2 separate regions of the Homo sapiens genome follow, and region 1 is linked to region 2. The links are chromatin contacts, found by POLR2A ChIA-PET in ENCODE. All regions are on one chromosome and are shown on one strand. The core of a region is the stretch at or near the end of the contact, and the rest is flanking DNA. Distances in the headings are between cores, read along the strand shown. Region 1 holds the start of MRTO4 (MRT4 homolog, ribosome maturation factor). Region 2 holds the start of PLEKHG5 (pleckstrin homology and RhoGEF domain containing G5).

The links. ChIA-PET counts read pairs that join two places held with the same protein, here RNA polymerase II (POLR2A).
Region 1: POLR2A ChIA-PET joins it to region 2 with 20 read pairs in activated naive CD4-positive, alpha-beta T cell. The contact joins the promoter of MRTO4 here to the promoter of PLEKHG5 in region 2. POLR2A ChIA-PET finds 5 or more read pairs at or near these places in 2 of 52 experiments (AG04450 and activated naive CD4-positive, alpha-beta T cell).

Annotation. Positions count from the first base shown.
Region 1 is chr1:19,250,369-19,254,580 of GRCh38, reverse strand. It overlaps MRTO4 (MRT4 homolog, ribosome maturation factor), which reads right to left and starts at 2,776. Exons shown (of 8, transcript NM_016183.4): 1 at 2,718-2,776. The coding sequence starts at 2,745. EMC1 (ER membrane protein complex subunit 1) reads left to right here and starts at 3,057. Exons shown (of 23, transcript NM_015047.3): 1 at 3,057-3,166. The coding sequence starts at 3,072. RefSeq lists enhancers at 1-320, 321-822, 2,639-3,144 and a silencer at 384-529.
Region 2 is chr1:6,490,417-6,494,881 of GRCh38, reverse strand. PLEKHG5 (pleckstrin homology and RhoGEF domain containing G5) reads left to right here and starts at 3,215. Exons shown (of 21, transcript NM_020631.6): 1 at 3,215-3,245. RefSeq lists silencers at 3,925-4,004, 4,065-4,154.

The DNA.
Region 1 (4,212 bases), core at 1,527-4,026, about 13 Mb before region 2:
GCCTGAAGATCCCTGGATATAACTCCTGCTATTTAGACAAACTAGGCCTTTCTTAGCTCCTAAGGCTGACCCAAAAAACTTGATTGCAGTGTGGGGGTGGAGGCTGTTCCTGCTGCTAGAAGTGCTCTCAGTGGCAGACCTCACCTGCTGGCTGAGGCAGGCCCCTGTTTTTTGTTTTTTTTTTGACATGGGGTCTCACTCTGTCACCCAGGCTGGACTGCAATGGCACGATCTGGGCTCACTGCAACTTTGAGCTCCTAGGCTCAGGCAATCCTCCCACACAGGACTACAGGCACACACCACCATGGCCTGCTAATTTTGGCTGGGACCACAGAAATGCACCACCATGCCCAGGTGAGTTTTGTATTTTTTGCAGAGATGGCTTTTGCCATGTTGCCCAGGTTGGTCTCGAACTCCTGGGCTCAAGAGATCTGCCTACCTCAGTCTCCCAAAGTGTTGGAATCATAGGTGTGAGCCACCATGCCTGGCCCCTTGCTGCTCTTGACCATGATGCAGAGGCCACTCTAGCTGGCCTATGCTGTGCAACCATGAGGCTGGGGACTGAATCTCCTGGTATGTATCTGCACCCCAGTATTGCAATTTGGACCCAAAGACGCAGCAACACCTCTCTGGGGAGGAACATGTACCTCTACTGTAAAAATGGCTGGGGCCCAATTTGCCCTCTACCCACAGAGTTTGGCATTTGCCAGACCTGACCCAGGCCCCTCCACAGAATCAAATCGTTCCAGAAACACTTAACAGAACTCCAACTGCAAAGCCCCGGGCGCCTTCACAAAGGGACCCAGGCCTCTCTTCTTTAACCTGCCCGCACTCAGCCCCTCTTAACTAGGTACCACACAGACAAAGACAATGACATCAGTCAATGGTAAGTGGAGCAGAGGAGGGCAAACGAAATATAGCGGGCCACTTCCCATCATTTCCACTGTTATACCTTTGGCTCAAGCCAGCATCACCCTGTCTTGGATTAATGCTGGTCTCACTGCTTCCATTCCTGCCCTCTGCCCTGTCTTCCCCAACTATTCTCACCAAGGCAACCAGAGTGACCCTTCATAAGTAAAGGTAAATCACATGGGTCCTCTGCTACTCACTTCACCTGGGCAGGAAAGCCAATGCCTTGCCAAGGCCGAGGAAGTCCTGCCCTCTCTGCCTAACTCCCTCCCCAAACTCTATTTGGCTCCTTCTGCTCCAGCCTCACTGGCCTCTTGTCCCAAACACGTCATATCTGCTCCCATTTCAGAGCCTTTTCACTTCAGGTTCCCTCTACTTGGAACAGCATTCTCCCAGATAATTCCACAGCTGCTCAATTCCACAGGTTGCTCGCTTCCTTTCTTTATTTTCTGCTCATTTGTCACTTCATCAGTGAGACCTTTCCCGACCACACTATACAAAATATCAACATCTCTTCACCCCATTTTCAATCTGATTTTTAGCATTTTGCGGAATATGTTTCTCCTAAAACGTTAGGCTCGATAAGAAATAGGCTTTCCTTGTGACTGCTGTATCCTCTAACGCCTAGAAAGTGCCAGACCCCTAAATATTTTTGAATATTCCAGGGAGCCGGGTTAAGAGAGAGGCCACCACAGCAAAGGTGGTCAAAAACGGTCTCTTAAGAGGTGCGCAAGTCGGGTGTAGTGGCTCACGCCTGTAATCCCAGCACTCAGGGAGGGTGGTTGGAGCCCAGGTGTTCGAGACCAGCTTGGCAACACACTGAGTCTTCTCTATAAAAAATAAACAAAAAAAACCTAGCTGGGTGTGGTGGCGTGCGCCTGTAGTCTCAGCTACTCGGGAGGTTGAGGTGGGAGGATCGCTTAAGCCAAGGAGGTCAAGGCTGCAGTGACTTATTTTATTTATTTATTTTTGAGACGGAGTCTCGCTCTGTCGTGCCCAGGCTGCAGTACAGTGGAGCGATCTCGGCTCATTGCAACCTCCGCCTCCCGGATTCAAGCGATTCTCCCGCCTCAGTCTCCCAAGTAGCTGGGATTACAGGCACCTGCCACCATGCCCATCTAATTTTTAGTATTTTTAGTAGAAAAGGGGTTTCACCATATTGGCCAGGCTGGTCGGGAACTCCCGACCTCAGATGATTCGCCCGCCTCGGCCTCCCAGAGTGCTGGGATTACAGGCGTGAGCCACCGCATCCGGCCTGCAGTGTTACGATCGCGCCACTGCACTCCAGCCTGGGCAACAGAGCGAGACCCTGTCTCAGAGGGATCCTATTAACTGACAACTAAGAAGGCGCAAACCATACGAAGATGTAAGCATGCCAGGCAGAAACAACCGCAGACACACAACGCCAGACACGGGAACAAACCTGTGCTGAAAGAAGGGAAAGGCAGCCAGGGTGGCGGGAGCGCAGGAAGATGAGAAAGGGCCGAAGTTGGGAAAAGTGGGCCGAAACGGCAGCAGGCATAGCCGGGGGCGGTGTTCAGGAGCTGCCTCCCGACCCAGTTGGCCTTGCAAGAGCACCTGAAACTAGGCAAAACGAGTCTCCGCTCCCCAGACCCGACCGGGCGTCAGCCACCTCTGGCGGTTTTACAGCCCCGAAGCCCCCATTCCAGCTCGCAGCGAGGCAGCGGAACACCTCGAGGATGTCCTGGCGTTCCAATCTGCGCCCCCGCCGCCCCGAAGCCCTCACCGCAGGCTGGGTAGCCAGCCCACGGAGCTCCCCCCAGGGTCCCGACTCCCCCTTCGCCCACCTTTCTTGTCGCGCTTGGATTTGGGCATCGCGCTGAATCCACGTGCGGCGGAAGACGGTGCACCCCGTTAGGACCCCGGCGGCGCGGGGGACTCTGGGACGGCCCTCGGGGGCTGCCCCTCGCGTGTGCCTGACCCAATGTGCACTGCAGCCTGCCTCTCCCTGCCAAGCCGCCGCCTGCGCTTTCTCCCGCGCCTGTAGGGCAACTTCCCGTGTGCCGAGGCAGTCCCTGAATCCCGAGCGTCCCGTCCGACCGAGGGCCTCGCGCGCTATCCCAGCTCTGTGGTCCCGCGGAGGCGGAGCCCGCGGCGCGGTGCATGCCGGGACGGCGGTGGGTGGTGCATGCGCTCGCATCATGGCGGCTGAGTGGGCTTCTCGTTTCTGGCTTTGGGCTACGCTGCTGATTCCTGCGGCCGCGGTCTACGAAGACCAAGTGGGCAAGTTTGATTGGTGCGTACGTGTGGAACATATTCGAGAGATAAGTGGCTGTTTCCCCAGTACCTGTCTCCTACCTGCTAAAGGTTGTCACTTAACAGGATTGGCCGCATAATTTGCAGGACCCAGTACAAAATGAAAACGTGGGGCCCCTTGTTAAAAAATTATTAAGGATTTAAAGTCGTTGGAAGCAGAGCCTTAAACCAAGTGTTAGGGGTCATTCTAAGCTGATCCTTGCGTGTAAGCCGGCCCTGCCATCCAGGAATGCTTGGGGTGCCGGTCAGAGATCACTGATCCCGTCCTCCCTCGTCAGGTTCGATTTTTTTGACTGTGAGGTTTCTGGTCTACCAGGTGTCAGAGGTCGCCAAGCTGTCAGTGAACTTTAATTCCTACTCGAATTGGTGTCTTGTAGGCAAGTGAACAGGAGCTTTCGTCTTAAAAGTCCTAAACTGAGTCCTTTTCCCCTCTCATCAACCTAGTCTGGCCCTGGGCTCACAGCAGGATTGCCCAAAACACTAAGCAGCTAGAATATGCCATTCACTCATTCATTCATTCACCCACCCACGTCTTCCTTAAGGCCCTGGAGTAGCTTGCTTTTGTTTGAATTTTACTAGTTAAGACTTGTGTGATCTTGGGGAAAGTGACTTAACCACTCTGTGCCTTGGTTTCTTTGTCTGTAGAATGGGTTTACTAACAGTCCGTTATCTCTTACAGTACTTGTGAGAATGAATGAGACAATCCCATTAAATTACTTAGCACAATGCCTGGCTCATTGAATGCAGTCATTAAGCGTTATCTGTTATTATTGCTATTTACACTTTATTCTTCAGGGCCCAGGTCAGATTTCTCCTCCTCTGAAGTATTTTCTGTCTTGGAAAAGTTGATTCGCATATATGTTGAGTACCTGTTATGCCAGACAGTGTGACAAATAAAACATGTTACATTTTTAATGATGTGCACAACTGTTCACAATGTCATATGTGTATGTTACACATATATATCGGGTGATATGTGTATCTAATTTTGCAGAATACTTGATATATGCAATTTTCTTAATTTTA
Region 2 (4,465 bases), core at 1,966-4,465:
GCATCAGCTGATGAGGGTCACCCAGCGTGCACGGGGAGAGTCTGGGCCCTGTCACTACTGGGACGCCCTTTGGGACAAATGGCACAGACTCACTGTAGGGGCAGAAATGCCTGAATTATCAGAGGCATAGAGAGCCAGTCAGGGAGGGCATCCTGGAGGAGGGGGCCTTTAATGGATGTGAAAACATGGATAGACAGAACAGAGGCAAGGGCAGTCCAGGAAGGGAGAGGCAGTGGTGGAGAGGAGGTGCGGGGCACTCAGATTTGGTAAGAGAAACAAAGAATAACATTGTCGATGATGATAATAATAACCACTACTGGCTGGGTGTGGTTGCTCATACCTGCGATCCCAGCACTGTGAGAGGCTGAGGCAGGAGGACTGCTTTAGCCCAGGAGTTTGAGGCCAACCTGGGCAATATAGGGAGACCTCTCTCTACTAAAATTAAAAAAAAGGCCTGGCGTGGTGGCTCACACCTGTAACCCCAGCACTTTGGGAGGCCAAGGCGGGCAGATTGCCTGAGCTCAGGAGTTCGAGACCAGCCTGGCCAACATGGCGAAACCCCATCTCTACTATAAATATAAAAATTAGCTGGGCATGGTGGTGGGTGCCTGTAATTCCAGCTACTCGGGAGGCTGAGGCAGGAGAATTGCCTGAACCTGGGAGGCAGAGGTTGCAGTGAACTGAGATCATGCCATTGCACTCCAGCCTGGGCAACAAGAGCAAGACTCCGTCTAAAAAAAAAAAAAAAAAAAAAAAAAAAAAATTAGCCAGGTGTGGTGGTGGGTACCTGTAATTCCAGCTACTGGGGAGGGTGAGGTGGGAGGATCATTTGAGCCTGGGACATTGAGGCTGCAGTGAGCCGTGATTGTGCCACTGCACTGCAGCCTGGGCAACAGAGCAAGACCCTGTCTCAAAAATAACAGGCCAGGCGCAGGGGCTCATGCCTGTAATCCCAGCACTTTGGGAGGCCAAGGTGGGCAGATCACTTGAGGTCAGGAGTTCGAGACTAGTCTGGGCAACATGGTGAAACCCCATCTCTACCAAAAATATAAAAAATAATTAGCCGGACATGGTGGCACACACCTGTAATCCCAGCTACTTAGGAGGCTGAGGCAGAAGAATCGCTTGGACCCTGGAGAAGGAGGTTGCAGTGAGCTGAGATCACGCAATTGCACTCCAGCCTGGGCAACAGAGCGAGACTCTGTCTCAAAAAACACCCAATAATAATAATAATAACAATTATTGCTGACCGAACATGTTTACATGCCAGGCGGGGCGTTAGGCCCTCCTGCTTGTCTCAGTGAAGCTTCTTGAGACCCTCAGGAGAACAGCGTTATTCTTATGACCACATGACTTGTAAGGAAACGGAGGCCCAGAGAGGTAGAGGAACTTGCCCACATCACACAGCATGATCGTCAGAGCCTGGCCTGCGTGAGGCTTGTCTGATCAAGAGCCCTATTCTTACTCTCCAGGATGTGACTAGCGTTTTGAAGGAGATGACTTCATTTATTCATTTACCAGACCAGCTCTGAGCATCTGTCGGTGCCAGGCCCAGTTCTAGGCCCAGGAGATCTCCAGAGAACAAAGGGGATGCCCTCCTGGAGGTGACATTCTAGCTGTGCTGGGAGGAAGGAAGGGAAGTGACCCTGGCTGGCCAAACTTCCCCCCAGGCTGCCCTGGCAAAGGACCAATTTCAGGCAGGGCTGGACCCTTCGGCTTCTGGGCCCACCCTTGATGTTTTATTTGAGGCTCTCCTGGGTGCTGGAGCTTCTGAGATGAATTTGCCATCTGTCCCCTACCTCCTGCCCCTGGAGTTCCCACTGGGAGGAGGGCTAACCAGGATGGGCTTCCTGGAGGCAACTGGAGTCCTGAGGATTAAAGAGGTACTGAGATGGAGGACAGCTGAGTGAGCAGGGGGGGACATTGGGGGCTATAAGGGGCAAGCGAGGCCAGGGGGCACAGGGAGAAGGGGACGGGAGGAGGGGGAGGCAGGCTGCACTAGGAGCACCTGCATGTCCAGATGAGGGGTCTGGACTGTGTGTCATGGAGACCCCAGGAGAGAAATGGCCCCTCCCCAGGATGAAGATATGTAGAGCAGTCCACACCTCTGAGCTCCAGGATCAAACCTACTTTTTTCCAGCTGTGCGACCCTGGGGAAGTCACTACACTTCTCTGAACCCCAGGTTCCTCATCTGGAAAATAACCCGGCAGCGAGGATTAAAAGAGGCCCATATATAACATGCTTAGCATAGAGCCTAGCACAGCGTAGGTGTGCAAGGTGTCCTGGGAGTGGGGGTAACAAAGTCACCTCTAGACTTTGGGTGTGCCCTCCGTACCTGCCCTGGGATCTGAGACCTCCCCAGGCTCCATCCCAGCTTCTTGCACACAGGTGGAGCTGTGAGTTTGGGGAGATGGAGAAAGGCCGGGAGATCAAGGCAGACTAATGATATTGTGGGTTCCCCCTGCCCTCCTGTGAGGTGGCCACGGGACAGTGTGTGGACTCCCCAGCTCCTTGCTGGGCTCCACTGGGCACTGTTCGAGGTCTAGTCAGGGCGTCCCAGGTCACAAGGGGGCATGGAGGAGGACACTTGTGGCCCTGGGCCACAGGGGACATTGGGCACCACATGTGAGGGTGTTTATCATGGAGGAGGTAGTGATTCCAGCAGCCGCCATTGATCCAGCACGTACTGTATGCCAGGCCCTGCCTTAGCGCCTGGCACAGAAACCTCATCTGGCCGCCTCCCCCGCTGCGGTGGGGCCTACCCCATCTCCGTTTCCTAGAGAGGGCCCTGCAGAGTGGCGAGGTAAAATGACTTGCCAAGCAAGGCAAGATCAGGACTCAAACCAGGCCTCTCTGTCAGAGCCTCCCATTTCCTCAGAACTCTCAGGAGGAAAGGGAGGTGAATTTTTCTGCACAGCTCCCAAAGGCCTTGACAGGGAGGTGGGGTTCAGCACACTACAGGAAAGAGTTTCCAGCAGCTGGAGCTATCCCCGAAGTGGAGGTAGTGAGCACCCCATCACTAGACATATGCAAGAAGAGACAGAAAGGGAAGCGTAGAGGGGATTGCAGTGTGGAGTGGAGGTTGGATGGGAGGACTTCAGAGTTCCCTTGCAGCTTAACAATGGCCTGTGAGGTGGCAGGGATGAGTCAGGGTATGCGTGTGTGGAGGGAGGGGTGGTGAGATGAAGACCAGGGAGAGGAAAGGGTGGACCTGAGGCCCCCATGGAGAAGGGACGGGCAGGATGTGAGTAATGGGAGAGGCAATCACCTATTCTCCTGGGCAATGCTTTGGGGGTGAGCAGCGGCAGACCAGGATGCCCCAGGGAATGGCCAGGTTTGGGCCATCTCTGGAAGTGACTGGTCCCCGGAGAGAGGTGGTGGGGCTATCTGCAGCTGAAGAAACGGGCAGGGCCAGAGAAACAATGCAAGGGGACTCCTGGGTTTTGGCTAAGTAGTTTTGGGGGAGCAGGTGAAGACGTGGGGATCCCTGGCCCAGCCAGGAGCTGCCCTAGTATAGGCCCAGCCCCAAGGGTTGTGTGGGGCAGTCTGGAGGTTTTGGCCTGGGAAGGGGTCGGGGGAAGGCTGTATAAAAAGCTTGAAAGTGCGGAACAGGTTGGTGGACCTGAACTCCACCTCCTCGAGTGGGCCCCCTGTATCCACACCCTTCCCAGTCCTGAGCCCAGAGTTATTCTAAACTCCCGCTGCTGGGAGAGGGGAACTGGGAACCACTAAATGGCAGAACAGCACCCTTTTCCGGCCATATCACCTGGGCCAGAAAAAAAAAAAAGAGGGGGCCCAGAGAAAAGCGGGCTGTTTCTGGGGCACCGCGGAGGCCGCAGATCAGAATCCAGCTTTTTACAATAGAGCGGAAGCGAACCTGGCTCAGGGCGATTCCGGGGCGGGCTAGGCCTGCGGGTCTCTCTGCCTGGTCCCCCGGGGCTTTTCTGTCGCGCGGAGGCTTCCTGTCGCGGGCCCTGGTCCCCCCTAGCCCCCTTCCGGGATGGGCGAGCTCCCGTCTTCAAGCCCAAGTTAATGACCAGGGACTTTGAACTTTTTGGAGATCTGCAAAGGGCTGGCCCCTCGGGGACAGTGACGCCCCCCACCCCCTCCCCTGAGCCCGGATCCTGGATTACCCCAAGCCACCGCCCGGCCTCCAGCCACCTCCCTGGCTCCGGCGCGGGGCCCTTCCTGGGACCCCTCCTCTCCCCGGTCCCAGCCGGGCGGCGCCGTTGGTACATCCCGGCCGGTCCAGGTGGTAGCGCCCGCGCGGCTACCGTAATTCCCCTACGTCCCGCGCCCCAGTTTGCGCTGAGTCGACTGAGCCCGTCCCGCGGCTCCCGTCCCCCTCTCCCCGCGCGCCCCATGAGGCTTTGGCAGTCTCGGCCCGAGCCTTAGAGCCTTAGACACCGGGGAGGAGACCCTGGTCCTGTTCCTAGGTGAGTCGCGGGGAAGTGGGAGCTGCGC